Linked DNA regions of Homo sapiens: regions 1 and 3 are each linked to region 2. A link is a loop called in an ENCODE intact Hi-C map of the cell type or tissue named here. Cell type or tissue: PC-3. All regions are shown on one strand. Links, peaks and the distances in the headings refer to the core of each region. The heading gives the core; the rest is flanking DNA.

What was found. A loop is a pair of places that touch in the nucleus more often than their neighbours do. Peaks named below come from ENCODE experiments on the same cell type or tissue, not always from the same donor. Only the 100,000 strongest peaks of a DNase experiment are listed, where the experiment ranks them.
Region 1: a loop joins it to region 2, with 6 times the contacts of the local background. A loop is called at or near these places in 33 of 110 quality-filtered maps.
Region 3: a loop joins it to region 2, with 12 times the contacts of the local background. A loop is called at or near these places in 104 of 110 quality-filtered maps.

What each region holds. Positions count from the first base shown.
Region 1 is chr3:64,163,824-64,169,473 of GRCh38, forward strand. All of the region lies in intron 2 of PRICKLE2 (prickle planar cell polarity protein 2), which reads right to left. Among named protein-coding and RNA genes, the nearest start is that of PRICKLE2-AS3, 21 kb to the right of the region's middle. RefSeq lists an enhancer at 1-311. In PC-3, for the core only: CTCF peaks have their summits at 3,062 (motif pointing left) and 3,266; a DNase peak (open chromatin) is centred at 138; H3K27ac peaks cover 2,110 bases.
Region 2 is chr3:64,028,410-64,034,747 of GRCh38, forward strand. No RefSeq gene overlaps it. Among named protein-coding and RNA genes, the nearest start is that of PSMD6, 8.1 kb to the left of the region's middle. In PC-3, for the core only: CTCF peaks have their summits at 2,440 (motif pointing right) and 2,645; a DNase peak (open chromatin) is centred at 2,462; H3K4me3 peaks cover 308 bases; H3K27ac peaks cover 568 bases.
Region 3 is chr3:64,481,651-64,487,300 of GRCh38, forward strand. It overlaps LOC105377123 (a long non-coding RNA gene), which reads right to left. Exons shown (of 8, transcript XR_940913.3): 3 at 5,476-5,605. Among named protein-coding and RNA genes, the nearest start is that of PRICKLE2-DT, 39 kb to the left of the region's middle. In PC-3, for the core only: a CTCF peak has its summit at 2,938 (motif pointing left); a DNase peak (open chromatin) is centred at 2,931.

The sequences.
Region 1 (5,650 bases), core at 1-5,000, 130 kb after region 2:
CTAATTTTGCCTGAGAAAAGAAAACAGACATTCCACCATTCAGCCACATGCAAAACTAGAGAGAAAAAACTGGCTAATACAGAAGGTATGTTATTATATAGGAGAGGCAAAAAAAAAAAAAAAAAAATCCCACAAGCCCAGATGACATCATGGAAAATACTCTCAAGTATCTCTTATTTAACGACATGAGCACCTCTTGCGAAACAAGGCATTCATTCAACAAATGGAGAAGATGGAAGACTGAGGGCTCTGAAAGTCATCATATTTGGCCAGGCATGGTGGCTCACACCTGAAATCCCAGCACCTTGGGGGGCTGAGGCGGGCGGGAGAACCACCTGAGGGCGGCAGTTTGAGACCAGCCTGGCCAACACGGTGAAACCCCGCCTCTACTAAAAGTACAAAAATTAGCCTGGCCTGGTGGTGCATGCCTGTAATCCCAGCTACTCAGGAGGCTAAGGCAGGAGAATTGCTTGAACACACCACAGCCTGGGCAACAGAGCAAGACTCTTTCTCAAAAAACATCAACAAAAATAAAAAAAAAAAAATTTGTTACATTCTACAAACTTGGTCTAAACTTGGTCTAATTCCTTTGCATTTAGGGAGCCGTGGGTATGAACACATGTTTTGGGAATGCTGGGGTGAAGAGGTGCGAAAGCTCTGTCTACTTTGATCTCCAGAAACTAAGTCATAAATGTTAGAAGAGGGGGTGAAAAGGCTTTGTAATGACAAGGCCTTAAAAAATGTGAAAGCTATCTTTATTTTCATAACTAATGATGGTAACCATTAACCATCATGTGCCTATCATCCTTTTAATCAAATCCCAGAGGCAACTATAAAGAGAATTCTTGTCCTAGACTAGCTAGATTTCCAAAGGCAGGGTCTGTATAAGCCCCTCCCTATAGGCAGCTGGCAGAGAGCTATGCCCAGGGGCAATAATGAATGATGCCGGGTTCTGAAGAGAGCCCACTGTTGACCAGTACTCTGAGAAGAAGTAAAAGCCCAGATCACTAGTTAGTTTGGGATTAGAAGCTGGCAATTTGCCTATTAGAGACTTGCACAGCATTCCATCCTCAGAAAAGTCCCTGTGCCATATGCCTCATCAGACAAAGGCCAGGTATAAAAAAGCACGCCCAGTCTCATGTCTTGGGGAATGGGCTTCTGACTCCCAAGTCAGAAGACTGCTTGTAGAAAGGCCTTGTTCCATCATTACTTTGTCATTCTCCCAACTTCCATTGTCGTTATGGAACATTAGGGACAATTGCTAATATGAGATGAATTACTATGGATGCTTGAAAATGCAGAGTCTAGTTGCGGTTCCATCGACCCTCCTCTTAATCACCTCTAATTACTCACATACCCCCTGTCCATTGCCTAGAGCACAGTCAGGCCTGAGAGCCCTTCTTAACTGGTACTTTGAACCAAGCCCTTTCTGATACTGTCTAAGGCTGGCCCAAGTTGGAATCTTCCCTGCACCCTCTAGGGCATGGCCAGTAGATCTGGACCCCGAGTCAAGGCTCTGTTGTTTCCCATCTCTGGGTTCCTGAGCAAGTTATGTGGCTGTTCAAAATACTCATCATAAGACTGTGATGATTAAATGAGAGTGTAGGCACAAGCATGTGGCTCTTAATAAAAATAAATAACACGAATACATGACAATAGTTATACTATCAAGCCTGGCCTACTCTAAATGGAACAATCCAGATGCTTCCTGGACTAGGTCTTGCTCTGTCACCCAGGCTGGAGTACAGTGGCGCGGTCATGGCTCACTGTAGCCTTGACCTCCTGGGCTTAAGCACTCTTCCCACCTCAGAGTAGCAGGAACTACCAGCGCATGCCACCATGCCTGGCTAATTTTTAAAATATTTTGGAGAGACAGGGTCTTGCTATGTTGACCAAGTTGGTCTTGAACTCCTGGGCTCAAGCTATTCTCCTGCCTTGGCCTTCCAAAGTGCTGGGATTACGGGTGTGAGCCACCCCATCAGGCCCACTTTTGAATGGGCAGCAACACTGCTGGCTTGTAGAGTGAGACCAAACCCTGAAGCCACTTATATTAGTCAAAGCAAGAAAAATACGTTGCAAGGAATACAATGGTATTAAAGCTAGTTTGACTTCAGGGGAAAAATGGCAAACTGTTATAAAGGTGTGTGTGTGTGTGTGTGTGTGTGTGTGTGTGTGTGTGTGTGTGTGTGTGTTTTGTTTTGTTTTTGTTTTTAGAAACTTAGCCATGTATATAAAAGGGTCTCATGAGGAAATAGAATATGCCACTGGAAGGTGATTGTACCAAGTTTCTGTTCTCTCTGAGCCCAGTGTCCTCTTACCTCTGCTCTCTTCTCTTCCTGCAGATCTGCTTCTCACCTTCTCAAAGGTTAAGGTTTCCCACAGCACTTGAGTTTGCACAGCATCACTTCAAGAGTCTGTCCTAGAGTGACTCGCTTTTCTCAATTCCAAATTCCCCAGAGAAGGACCCTGATTACCCTGTCTTGGGCAGCGTCCACACCCAGAAATGAGATTAGAGACATTCAGTACTTTGAAAACTGGAGAATAAATGAATCCCAACATGACATGACTGAGTGAAGGTGCAGCCAGCAGTGATGGAGGACTCTGGAGAAACTTAGGAGTAAATAAGTCCCTTGGTGTGCTGAGATCCATCCTAAAGACTGAATTCTGAAGTCAACAGAGGCAGTGACTACTCTTTGGGAACACAGCTCTATCTTTCCTGGACATCTTTTGTCAACTTTTATAATTCAAGCCTACTGATAACCACTCAAAATTATTCCAGTAATTCCTCAAATATACAATATGCTAGAATATCTTCTCACAAGGTAACTAATAATTTGATGGATGACTTAAGAACTTACCTAGGTAGCAAGATGCCCCATTTCTAAAATAAATAAGTTAATATTAATTAACAACCTACCAAATCACTCCCATATCACATGGTAGGTGATGTGGCTTGCTCTGAGGAAGGAGAATGATTTAGTCCTTTCAGGACTTCCAATCCTCTTCGAAGTCCATTGAAGTCCAGGAGAAAAACGCATCCCTCTAATGTTAGCTTTGTGTCGCCTCCTGGTGTTTAGATGCTGGACTTTCCAAATTTTTCACTGAGCAAAGGGGATTAACGGATGGATGGGAGGGAGGGAGAAACAGCTCTCCTGAATTCTTTGGCTGGATACAGGAATGCTGCCTGCATTTTCCTCTGGCATTCTCCACAGTGAAACTACTGTATGGCCCAAAACAAACATCAAGTGAACCAAGGGTAATGGGAAAATACTGAGTATACTTTCTGGCACTACAAAAATTAAATTTGGCACAATCCCTGAAAATCCTGCAGATTGTTCATTTTAGTCCAAACATGTTTCACTTGTTCATTTTTTTTGGAGTAAATAAGCAAATCCAATAGAATTTTGTCAATGATGATCATTACCAAGCTATTACCCATTATGCTGATAACTGTATTTTTCATTCTGTGTGTATTGAACATATTTATTCAAAAGCACGTCTGTTGAATGTGCTAAAGACTTTGCTCCATTTAGACATTCCCAGATAAAGGTGCCCTGTGATTCCACCCCAGGTGAAATCATACTAGGTAACTTTCCCCTAAACAAAAGCATTTTGAACACAATAAACTGGCTTATGAAAATGAAATAGCCAAAGGCCTTTAAGGTGTAACTCTGCAACAGGAAAGGTTTGGCAGCAACTTCAGTGTGTGTCAGACAGATCGCAAGCACTTTAGTCAGTGCGCATATAAAGTCTACAAAGCAAAGCCTCGCCCAGCTGGAAAGATGAGGCTTGTTGGAAGGAACTGCACGTTTGATAGCATTTCTGCCTGGGCAGAAAGATGGAGGCTGGAGAAGCAATAACTCTGCATTTGGGAGAAAAGTGTATGAAAAGTAAGCTGATTTTTTTTTTATAAAGAAGTGTGCAAAGCACTTTATTTAGAGCACTGGTTCTCAAACTATAGCTTGCATCAGAATCACCTGGAAGGCCTGTTAAAACACAGATTTCTAATTTAGTAGGCCCGGGATGGGGACATTTGCATTTCTGACTCCTCTTCAGGTCCTGCTGTTAGTCCAGGGAACACACTTTGTGAGTTTTAGAGCTTTCTACTGTTTTCCCTCAACAACCAACATTATGCAGTTGCCAGGCAAATGGTAGGATTCCCACTTTCTTCAAGAGATCTAGGAAGCCCAGAAAAGGGAAGAGAACTTGTTGGACCTCACCCAATTTTTCAGGTGTCTCCTTCCACACCTAGATATATGATTCAGCAGGGGATTCTACCAGCTCTGGCAAGAACAAGAAATCCTAAGGGCAAAGTGCTCACATTTTTGGGTGGCAACATTTTCCTTATCAAAAGCATCCTTATTTTCTTAGAGCAGGAACCCACAAAGGAGAAGTTAGACTTTCTTGGCCGATTTCAGAATCAATTGTTCTTCACCATCTAGATGCGGAGGGGGCCCAATATTTTGGCTTCCCTGGGCCACACTGGAAGAAGAAGAATTGTCTTGAGCCACACATAAAATACAGTAACACTAATGATAGCTGATGAGCTTTAAAAAATTGCAAAAAAAAAATCTCATAATGTTTTAAGAAAGTTTGTGCATTTCTGTTGGGCCGCATTCAAAGCCATCCTGGGCTGCATGCAGCCTGTGGACCACGGGTTGGACAAGCCTGATCTGAATGAAGGAAGCGGTCATCGAACTATTGACTTACTGAGTGACCCTACGGCTTGACGCGTTTTTATACACAGTATTTCATAAACCTTCTGCACACTCTGGAGGTGGGTATTTCATACTCATCAGATTGAATATCACATAGTTACAAAGTGAGAGAGCCACCTTTGAGCTTGACTTCCCCATCCTCTCCTTCTGTTCTCCTTTATCAAGAAAAAAAGAGACTGAAGAGACTGGCAGATGGATGGGAAAGAAGGAAGAAAAAACCAAATCATACCCAGATACAGTAGATTCCCAATAGGTCTGCGTGGCTGACCACAGAAACGATGAACACATTTTCCTTTGGTATTACCCAGAACATAACCAACACACAGCTCCCAAATAAAGCCAAAATGAACAGACAGTAAGTGAAAAATCTCCAAATTACAGTCTTTCCACAACACCATGGCATGATGGTAAGAGAGTTGTGGCAGAGTTTTCCCAGCCATATCCATTTTTTTTTTCTTCCTTAACAATACCCTCATTTGACTGAGAGCATCAATATACTCAGCTAAGAATAATATTTCTGCAGCTCCTTAGTAGCTACATGTGGCCTTACACATTCTGGCCAATGACACGGAAGGGTGTGACTTCTGGGAAGCTCTTTTAAAGGAGGCTAGACAGTTGTTAGCCAAGACCTTTTTTTGCCCATTCCCCCTTCTTCCTGCTTCCTGTCTGGAATGTAAACACAATGGCTAGAGCTCCAGCAGCCATCTTGTGTCATGAAGTAACCTTACAAATGGGAATGGAAGCTGTAACCTGAGGATAGTAGGACGGAAAGTTATGAGCCTGGACTTCAAAAAATTTTTAAAATTTTTATACCATGGAGCCACCAGACTAACCCTGGATTGCGTTTCTCTGAACTTCTGAGTGAGAGAAATAAGCTATTTCTTTATTTACAGTCTCTGTTGCTAGGAAGTGAATGCAATTCCTAAATGATA
Region 2 (6,338 bases), core at 543-5,542:
TCTTACTATGTGCTGGGGTACCAGACAGAGCAGTGGTCAGAAAATTCATGGGGTTCACATTCTGGTGGGGAAAGGGTAGAAAGAGACTGAGAAGCAATACACGATTAAATAAATTATTCAATTAGTGGCAAAATTAGTGAAGGCATGAATGCACGAATGGAATAGAAAAGGTTTTTTTTTTTTGATGAAGTGATATTTGAGGTTAGATCAAAATGATGGGCTTGGGTTAGGGTCATCTTTAAAAACAGTTACTTTGTGCCAATTTCCTTAGTTCCTTTAATAATTACCCCCCTTTGTGTATAAAATAAGTGGTGATAAAGAGGTTTTTCTAGTTTGTTTTCCTCTTTGTGGTTTGAAAATCAGCACACAGTCATCTGCAGGGCGCTAAGTATACGATCCTGGGAACATGATGTGAAAAATCAGGAACCTGCAGCTGAACCAGCGTAGCCATTGAGAAGTGGCCATCCTCCCACTTCTGGTAAATTGCCTAAAATTTACATATCAATCATGTTAACCTGTCATACCTCTAGTTCCACCCACACTCCTTCTGTAGGACTCATCCTGGGTAGACACATGACACCCAGGGAAGCAGTCTGAACTGCAAGTGATCATCTACCTGAAGCCTACAAAGTGTTGTTCCAAAGGGAAGATCTGGGACACTCAGACTTTTACTTTTCAGAATCTGAATTAGAAACTGTGGCTGGAATCACCAGCTAGTAGTGGGTGTAGACACCATAGGGTCATGAAATAGAAGGGAGGATGTTGGAGGAGAGCAGCCGGGATCTGTCAGAGATTGAATAGCAGGCTGAAATCAGGAGCAAGGAGGGGCAGGAGAAACAGAGGTATGCCTTACTGAGCAAAGGAGCCCAGAGGGAATCTGAGCAGAAGCAGACAGACAGAAAAGAACCTAGCCACAGAAAATGATGGCACACAGGGGTGGATCATCATCAGCCTATGTGGCAAAAAGACTTAGGTCAACCTTACATGCAAATCCAGCAGCAAAACCATCTTTACAACACCAATTCATGCTACTATTCCTGCTCTTCCCAACTCTTTGAGTTTACGCCTCTTGCCTTCGCTGACGTCACACCCTATTTTCTTGAGTACTAATATTCCAGTGTTTTTAATCACTTGTTAAATTATCCTCACAATAAATACTAGTCACTTGCAGTCTCATAGGGAGTCTCCGACCCTAAGAAGAACAATTACCTGCAATTTAACAACAATACCCATGCATTCACCCTTTGACCCAGCAATCCTGCTTCTGGGAACTTATCCTGAAGCTACACCTCCAAAAATTCAAAAATACCCATGCACAAGGTTATTCATTGCAGTATTGTTTAAAATTGTAAAATACTGGTAACAACTTAAATGCCCAAATATAGGAAAATGGTTGCATACACAATGGTACATAACACATGATGGGGTATTATGCAGCTGTAAAAAATAATAAAGAAATAAATAAAGAAAATGTTCATGAGCTGATATGGAGCAATTTCCAGAAATCAAATGCAATTATTTAACAACAAAAATGATAAAGAGGACTAGAGGAGAGACACTATAAAAGCAAAAATTCAAAGGAACCACTAGAATATGGAATATCGAAAGAAAAACAAAAGAAGGGTGAGTCTCTGATTTGTGTAAGCAAACAAGTGAAATTAAGACACAGCCACAGAGCACTATGGTAACACATGCAGCAAGTACACTGCAATTTCTTAAGATAAACTTGAAGAAACTACCCTGCACATATTGAAACAGCACTGTCTCAACCACCCGCTGATGGAGCAAAGCATAGGAACAAGAAAGTGAACATTGGGAAAGAATTAACCAGTAAACATTTAAACAAGAGGTGTGGTCTAATCATGGGACGAATCAGAACCGTATTGGACTTCCTATCACTCATCTGTACTACTTAGTACTGTTTTTATTTTAACTAATTAATTAATACTTTTTTGGAGATAGCGTTTTGCTCTGTCGCCCAGGCTGGAGTGCAGTGGAGCGATCTCAGCTCACTGCAGCCTCGACCTCCTGGGATCAAGTGATTCTTCCACCTCAGCTCCCTAGTAACTGGGATTACGGGGGTCACCACCACACCCGGCTTTTTTGGGTAGTTTTTGTAAAGACGAGGTCTCGCTATGTTGCCTAGGCCGGTCTGGAACTCCCAGCCTCAAGCAATCCACCTGCCTCTGCCCCCTAAAGTTCTGGGATTACAGGTGTGAGCCACTGCGCCTGGCCTGTTTTTATTTTGAAAAAAAAAAAAAAAAAATTTTTTTTTGTTTTTTGCAAGGTGCACAGGAGGTTGGTGGGTGGGTGAGCTCGACGGTTTCGGGTTACAGAGGTTTCGAACCCATCCCTCTTCTCGTGCTGCGATTTTTGCTTATTCACAGCCCCTTTCCTCGGAAAAGCCCAGAAGTGTTTCAAGTGGTGACCAGCAGAGGGCAGCAGTATCCACCGCTTCCCGCAGAGCACGGCGTGCGGAGGTAGACTGTCTTCCGGTCCCACCCGGAGATGGGGAATTCTAGGCCAGGTGGGTGTGACGACGTGCAGCCCTAGCGAAGGACAGGGGTGCACGACAGAGGCACTGGATGGTAAGCACAGCATTTTCTAAATCTCACAGGAGAAAAATCACTGAAAAAAACCACTGGTGTAAAAGCTGAGTCTGTCCTTTGAACCGCTGCCCTGATTTTAGTTACAAATGAAGCAAAAAATCCTTAAAGATCCATATTCCTAAATTTAGACCTTGACCTCAAAGATCGCCTCGGAAAATATACAAATCATTGTTTCCTTCATTTAGTCAACTATCTATTGATTTGATCCCTACTTCCTGTTCAACTCAGCATCCCTTGTCATGGGCAAAAAAAGTGAATGGACTCAGACCATTGAAACAAATAAACTTAATCTTGGTTAGAAAAATTCCAAGTCAATGAATTTTAAAAAGTGAGTTAGTATCATACCAATTTAAGTGTTTTTTAAATAATGTTTAATAAGCAGGTGAATAATTAGCATTGGCCTAAGAAGGCAGCATTCTTAAATCACAGAAAAGAGGTATTTCAGCTGTGGCTGTATGTCGGACTTTGTGATTCCTTTATTTCTGATTTCCTTAGTAAGTTATTCAACCTTACAGGGAAACTTTTTAAATTTTACGTTGCTCTTTTAAATTAGCCTAAGAATAATAATGGTGCCAAAATCTTGTATAGCACTTGCTATGTGCTAGGTACTTAAGCATTACATATATATTAAGTCATTTAATCAAACAACTGTATCAGATAGATATTATATTAACCCATATTACAGAGGTTCAGAGAGGTTAAGCAATTTGACCAAGGTCACACAGCTAGTTCATGACAGAGTAGGATTTGAACTCAAAAAGTCTGGATTCAGACTCCATGCTTCTAGCCATAATATCGTACTTCTTATTATTAAATATTAGCCACAACATGCTCTCCACGAATAATGGCCTTCCTTATAGAGTCAGTTCCTTCTCCCTCCCTTGAATTCCTACCTTCGAGCATTCTAGATTGATTGATTACCCTGGTCCTCCCTACCTCCCTCCTTTCCTATAAAATGCCATGTCATGTCACATGAACCTTGACATTTAGAAGATAGAATTCTTTTGTTTGATTCAGGTTTTTTTCCTAAAAGAACATCACACTCGATTCTGATCTTTTTTTGGAACGCTTTGTTGATAATTTAAATGACTGTTTTGTGACTTTTTATAGAAGCCTAATTAAAAATGCATAGTTTAAAAATTAATCACCCGAGTCACCCAGACTCAAAACATCTGTCATCCTCCCTCCCTTTTTACCCCGAGGTAATTTTGCCAGGTCCTGTGGCTGCTTCCTCCTGTATATTCCCTAAAATGTCTCCTAAATCTTCTTTCTCATTTCAGTAGTGGCTCCAAGTGCTCCTTACCCCCAGCCTGGGCTTTTATAACAACCTCTCAACTGGTCTCCAGACCCCAATCCATCCCACAAACCACTGCCAGATGAAGCTTCTGAAAGCAATGCTCTAGCCGGGTTGTATTTTTTGCTCTGAAACCTTGCGTGGCTTCGCTTGTCTACGGAATTCAGTACTGAATCGATTAAGAGGTAGTCTTTTCACTGACTTAGTTTTACTGCTCCCTGGTACACAAAAATACTTCCTTCTATAGGTAAATTCATAAAGAAACACACACACAAAAGTAGAACAGAGGATACCAGGGGCTGGGGAAAGGAGAATGAGGAGTTAGTGCTTAATGGGTACAGAGTATCTGTGGGGAGTGATGAGAATGTTTTGGAAAAAGACGGCAGTGATAGTTGCAATTAATCCCTGTGAATTATGCACTTGAAAATGGTAAAAATAAAATTAGCCAGGCATGGTGGCTTGCAACTTTAGTCCTAGCTACACTGGAGGCCAAGGGAGGAGAATGGCTTGAACCCAGAAAGTTGAGACTGCAGTGAGCCATGATTGCACCACTGCCCTCCAGCCTGGGTGACAGAGCAAGACCCTGTCTATAAAAAATAAGAAATAAGAAAATGGTTAAAATGCCACATTTTATGCATTTTTATCATAATAAAAAATTTTTAAAGTATACTTTCTTCTAGTCCAATTAGATCAATTGCTCTTTTCTCTCTGAACACCATTCCCCTGCTTTTTAAGCTTTATACGAGGCAGAAAAATGTGGTCTCTCCTTATTGCTGACAACTATTTCTTGAACCTTGCAAGGCTTCCTGCTTCTTCCTTCTGGTCAGTGAAATATTAGAATAAAAATTTCAGAATGTCTCTGGTGGCTTTTATTGCTTTTCCATCACAAGTTTATAGGAACATTCTTTTCTTTCTTCTCAGTGAGCATAGGCTTCCTAAAAGCACACAGAAATAGCAAGACAAGTCTATTTCATGGACTCTGCTTTCTAATCGGATGGTCTCATGTGGAATATTGTCTCTGGAGAGGTCATAAATGGTTGTCACGCCATGTGTTGTGGAGCCTTATCTTCTCCTTTTCAAAAGCAGGCTGCCTAGTAGGTTTCCTAGACCATGAACAAGCCAAATTTTTGCTTGAAATTTTTAATATTCCTCTTTTTTTATTAATAGAGAACAATGATTCCAACACATTCAGCTTTATTTTAGGAAGAAATAATTTAACGCCTAACCCGTTATTTTTATTTATTTATTTAGAGACAGAGTCTTGCTCTGTGGCCCAGGCTGGAGTGCTGTGGTGCAATCTTGGCTCACTGCAATCTCTGCCTCCTGGGTTCAAGCGATTCTCCTGCCTCAGCCTCCTGAGTAGCAGGGATTACAGGCGCCCGCCACCATGCCTGGCTAATTTTTGCATTTTTAGTAGAGACAGAGTTTCACCTTGTTGGTCTAGAACGCCTGACCTCAAGTGATCCACCCACCTCAGCCTCCCAAAATGCTGGGGTTACAGGTGTGAGCTATGGCGCCCAGACTAATTTAGTGCCTAATCTGTTTAAAATGATGTTATAGTTTTTGTACAGCCACTTTGTTGTCACTGAGAGATCTCTCAATTTGAAGAGCTCACATCTGTAGAGGAAAAATTATAAGCAAGCCTTGCTTAACGAATTACGCTCTAAGGGATGAGGGACATTCTGGGCCCATGGCTACCCAAAAGCAACCCTCTTTATCTCCATGCTCAGTTCTGCCTCTGCATCTCCTGAAGTCTTCCTACTGAGGCCTAAGGGAAGTGAGGTTTAGAGGAGACCTTTAGCTCTCTGGAAGCCCAGGTGGAGAAAACTGGTGGAAGTATTTTTTCCCTATAGGCTGGGGAAGTACCTGGAGATGAGGCTTCAGATAGCCTAGGATGAGGACAAGACAGTGGCAGATGCTGGAAAGAATTTGACCTGCAGTCATCCATGACTCTTATGATGAAAGTTGATGTGAATGGTGCCTCCTGGAATTGTGCGTGGTGACACCTGGTTGACATTGTTTTCCCATCCTTCAAACCACTCCTCTCATCCACAAAAGACATATACATACAGCAAAAAACTCATCAGAGTGGCCTAAGACTTCTCAGTTGCAACACTGACAGCTAAACACAATGGAGTCACATCAAAGAGAGAAGGATCAGCAACCTAGGAATCCCATACCCAGCTAAGATATCTTCCATCTATCAGGCTGAAAGACATTTGAAGATAAGCAAATAGAAACTATAGCACCACAAAACCCCTTTCCGAGGAAATAATTAAGACTGAAAACCAACCACAGGTGAACCAGAAGAGGCATCTGAAGATGGAAGAAGATAAACAGAAGAGGTAAAATCACTCAACAGGATGTACAGGGCCATTTTGGAACCACAATACTGACATTTATTAAAACAATGCAACTGACAAAACATTTGCACA
Region 3 (5,650 bases), core at 1-5,000, 450 kb after region 2:
ACATGGATGAAACTGGAAACCATCATTCTCAGCAAACTATTGCAAGGACAAGAAACCAAACACCGCATGTTCTCGCTTATAGGTGGGAATTGAACAATGAGAACACATGGACACAGGAAGGGGAACATCACACACCAGGGACTGTTAGTGGGGTGGGGGCAGGTGGGAGGGATAGCATTAGGAGATATACCTAACGCTAAATGACGAGCTAATGGGTGCAGCACACCAACATGGCACATGTATACATACGTAACAAACCTGCACGTTATGCACATGTACCCTAAAACTTAAAGTATTATAATAATAAAATTTAAAAAAAAGAATCTAAGAGCCATAAAAGACAGAAGAACATGTCATTCTGGCAGAGGATTCTCTATGTTCCTAGAGGGCTTTGAGGTATAGTGAAGGGAAAAGTTAAAAATACAAAAAGCAAAAGCAGCTCCTTTCATGGGGCTGTTTGTTGTCAGAGCCATAGGTCTTGTTCAAGGAGCTGTGATCACCGCTACTTCATGTTGGTAGCTAGGGCACCCAGATAGAGTACAAGTCTTCAGAATGGTGAGGAGCAACGAATGGCTCTGCCCTGTACAGGTAAGAAAGGTTCTGCCTGGTATAGGTAAGAATGTCCGCCCTGTGGCCAGAACAGGATGCTCTGGAGGAGAGGGGCTTGGTCTTAACTGGGTCAGAGCCAGGTTAGGAAATGGACCAGCAGCCCAGGGGGCCAGTCCACAAGGACCACTACACATCACTGGGATACTTTGGAAATAAGATGTCTATTAACTCAGATTTTTCTTAAACCACAGGTGGAATGCAAATTGGTCCCAATATTGACTAGAAATTATCTTCAGATAGAAGCAAATGGCAGTGTCAGCCAATGCAGACCTACCTCTGGAGAAAATGTTTGCCACTAGCTTTTATAAACTGCAAGATTCAACTATGGAACATGCAAGAATTGCCAACTGACCATCACTTAAAAACAAAATCTGGATAGATAAAATTTTGGAAGTGAGAAATGCATGATATAGTGCTGCTTCCTGGGGGGCCAGTTGTTTTGTTATTTATACTTTGAACCTTTAAAATCTTTTGGCGCAGCATGCTGGCTCATGTCTGTAATCCCAGCACTTTGGGAGGCCAAGACAAGCAAGTAACTTGGTCCCAGAAGCTTGAGACCCACCTGGGCAACATGTGAAACCTTGTCTCTACAGAAAAAACACAAAAATAGTCTGGGTGTGGTGGTACATGCCTATAGTCCCAGCTACTTGGGAGGATGAGGTGGAGGATCATCTGAGCTCCAGAAAGTTGAGGCTGCAGTGAGCTGAGATCTCACCATTGCACTCCAGCCTCGGCAACAGAGTGAGACCCTGTCTCAAAAAACAAACACACAAAACAAAAGAGAGAGAGAGAGAGAGAGAATAAACTTTCTAAGCAGTTGTCTGATTTGTGAAATTGCAAAAAAAAATTTGAAGAGGGGGCACAGAAAAGGAGGAAGTGTTCTTTAGTCAGTGAATAGATGAAAGGAATTTGTATTGAACACACACGTTATTCACTTGAACACATTTGTTCTCTGTCCCCATCGAATACAGGCTGAAGAAATATTTAGAGAATTCTGGCTTGAAAGGGTAAAAAACTAACAACCTGCCCCAGTCAGTCCCCCATGGTTACTGAACTCTGGAAGATTTTGCTGGAGAAGTCTGAGAGTCCAGTTCTACAATTTTACACAATTTGTTAAATGTAAAACATTGCTTTGGCTTCACTTACTGATTTTCCTTTCTCTCCCATTTCTGACTAACTCAAATTTACTGGGTGCCTGCTATATGCCAGGATCCAAATGTTGAACATAACTTATTTTGTTTCATACCCAAGGGGCTGTAAAGGACACACAGACTGTGAGCGCAGACACATTTTAGACTTGCACTGTCCAATACGGTAGCCACTGGCCACATATGGTTATTGAAATTTACATTTATTGTAATTAAGTAAAATTTAAAATTCAATCTCTCAGTTGCACTAGCTATGTATTAAGCACTCAATAGCCACATGTGGTTATGACTATGCTGCTGGACAGCACAGTTATAGAGCATTTCTATCACTGCAGAGAGCACCATTGGATAGCACAGTTTTAGACCTTTCAGAGTTGTCTCTACCTCCTGTGAAATCATTTTAAGCAGAAAAGCTGCCATTCATTGAGCACTCCTCTGGGCCAAGCAAGCAAGATTCTGGGTCAGTTACATAAGATCATCTCACCACAGCTCACTGCCTCACGTCTCAACGCATTTTAATTTTTTTTTTTTTTTTTTTGTAGCGCCGTGGTCTCACTTTGTTGCCCAGGCTAGTATCGAACTCCGGGCTTCGAGCAGTCCTTCTGCCTCAGCCTCCCAAAGTGCTGGGATTACAAGAGTGAGCCATTGGGCCCAGCCTCACCCCATTTTAGAGATGAGGAAACCTGAGGATAGAGAGGCCAAGTAGCTTTCTTACCATCGCACAGCAAGTGAGCGGCAAAGCCCAGGGCGTTTGACTTTAAAGGCTTTGATAATTCTGATGGCCCCACCTTCCAAGGGCATTACCCCCAAGTGTGAGTGAGAGCACCACTGTGGACAAGAAAGAGCCGCTGGGGATCCTGGCCCTTTTGACAGGAAAAGTGGCCATGGGGTCAGACAGGCTAGAGGACCAAGGCTGGTTCTGCCAATGACCATGTCAGTGACATTGCCCAAGCCACTTAGATCTCTGAATATATGTACAGTGGTGGAGCTCACCTTGTAGAGCTATGAGGATTAAATGAGAATATACACATAAGCACTTGGCACAGTATCTGGCACACAGTAGCCATTTAGTACATGGCACACATGAGTATTACTTCCGGAGTGAATCCTTTTCTTCTGTTTAAGCAGCAAACAGCAAGAGTTGCCTTGCTCCCTGCAATACACATTTCTGAGTCTGGCATGCCACCTGCTGGTCACTCCTGGATATACCATCCAGTCCCCTGTTCTCCCCAGAAGGGCCAGTGCCCAGAGTGTTCCCAGGAGACTGGGCTGTAAAACAGGAACATCCTAGCTGAGTATTCAGATTTTTTTTTCGTAAAGTCCCTTTCACATTGTGGCTCCTCTGAGAACTTAGGATAAGCTTAGATCTTGCTAAGTTTGCTGAAATCTTCTTTGTTGCCAGGCAGATAGAGAAGATGGACTTCTTTGGGGCCCTGTGCTCAACGTTAGGCTATGTTGCCAGGGTCTTCTAGCTGCAGGCTATCTAAAAGCACAGGGTCTTTACTATTATGGCTGGCATTCCCTTCGATCTGATGCTGAATATAAGTCCCACCTCTCCACCCCATATCCTATCAATCTAAAAGTCCTGTTGGGTTTTTCTCTGTGAAATATATTTAAAATCTGTCTAAGCCCCTTCATATTCTCTGCCACCATCATCCCTCACCTGGACCACTGCATTAGCCTCCTGATCTTCTTGCATCTCCTCCCTTCCCCCTGTTGTCTATTCTTCACGCAGCAGCTAGAGCTGTGGTCCTACCTGCTGTAGCTATGGAATGCCTTGGGGAACATTCAAGACCTACCAACACCCAGGGGCCAAACCCTGACTAATTAAATCAGAATCTAGGGGTAGTGGGTAGAAGGTCTCTCAACATTCGTAGCTCATGAAAGCTCCTGGATGATTCTTTTTATTTTTATTTTTCGAGACAGAGTCTTGCTCTGTCACCCAGGCTGGAGTGTAGTGGTGCCATCTCGGCTCACTGCAACCTCAACCTCCCAGGTTCTAGCGATTCTCTGGCCTCAGCCTCCCAAGTAGCTGGGACTATGTGTGTGCCACCACACCCAGCTAATTTTTTGTATTTTTAGTAGAGATGGGGTTTCACCATGTTGCTCAGGCTGGTCTCAAACTCCTGACCTCAAGCGATCTACCTGCTTTGGCCTCCCAAAGTTAGATGATTCTTTTGTGCATCCAGGATTGAGAATCACTGAGCTTCCAGTTCAGACCAGCAGTAGCAGCATCTCCTGGAGGGCTTGTTAAAATACAGACCGCTGAGTTCCACTCCCAGAGCCTGTGATTCATCAGGCCAGAAGTGGACCTGCGAATTTCCATGCCTCACAAATTCCCAGGTGACCCTCCTGGGCTGAGGTTCACACTTTGAGAACTACTGTTGTAAAAATATAAGGTGGACCATGAAACTCCTGTTTAAATGACTTATTACACTTATATATGTATATTTTAAAAATTCACCTTCTGTACCATGGCCTGTCAGGCAGGGTGAGACCTATCAATCTAGAAGTCCTGTTGGGTTCCTAGCTCCTGGCCTCTCACACCCTCTGCTAACCACTCACTGGCCTCCTATCTGCCTCTTGACCACCGCAGGTGGTCACCTGAAGACCTTTGAAAGAGCCTTTCTCTGCTCAGATGGTGCCCCCTTTAGCTCTTCTGCTGTCTGATTGTCTCTCAGTCTTCAGGGCTCATAGAAATGTAACCGCCTCAGGGAGACCTTCCCTGAATGTCACATTCAACATATGTCTCACCTTCCCCTCAGCCCTTGTTCTCTATCTCAGCAAACTGTTTATTTCCTTTATCTATTACAATTTGCAATTATGTTATTTCTGTTCACTTAAAATACATTTACCTCTCTGCCAGAAGACAAACTTTAAGAGGGCAGAAACTTTGCCTTCTTGTTCACTCCCTGGGACATAGTAGGTACCCAATAAATGGTTACTGAATGAAGGGTTGAAGAGAAGCACGAATCAGGGAGTAAAGGTTAGAAGTAATAGTACTAATAGAAGTGGGAGCCCTGTCCTGCTTCTGTTATATCCCCCGAGGGCTTCCTGTGTGCTCATCTTTTAATATTACATCTTTAATTCACATAACCGGGCAAGGTAAGGTCATATTCTCTTCAATTTACACATGTGGAAATGGAGACCTAGAAAGGCCGGGACACTTGGCTGAGGTCACACACATCAAAATGGCAGAGCTGGCCATGAATTCAGGCTGCCTGTATCCACATTCATCCTAAGATATGGAAGGAAGGAAAAAAGAGGCAGCAAAAGGAGAACTGGAAAAGCTGTTCCCGCAGGGCATTTTTTTATTTTGCTCTAAACTCGTAGCCAAGGTAAAAATATTAAAACAGAGCTGAAATCAAAGAACCCTTGACCTACTTTCTAGGTCTGATTCTCCCAGAACCTCTTCAGAAGAGAGTGATCAGGCAATGATGGGTGTCTCAACTTTTAAGACTTTTAAAATTGCTGGCTCAGAGCCTTTGGAAGAATAGCACAGGCAGGAAATGGCAAGGCAGGATCTGAACCCAGCCCAACTTCCTGCACAGCCTGCCCAAGCTTTCGCACACAGCACAGAGAGTATCTCATTCAACGTTCTTTTGCAGTGCCCCGCCTCCTTACTGTGCTGGTTAAGGTAACATTCTAGATGCTGTAGCAGATAACCAGTCTCCTCCCCAAACTCAATGGCTTCACGTAATAAAAATTTCTCTTTCACCTCCCAAAAAGTCCAAAATCAGTGCTCCTAGTTTGCAGGCAGAGTAGTCTACTCCAAGCAGTATTTCAGAGACCCAGGCTTCTTCCATCCGGTGGCTCTTCCATGTCTAGCAGGTGGCCTCCCATTGTGGCTAGGGAAGGGGAAGGAGGAGCATGAGATGGGTCAGGCCTGGAAG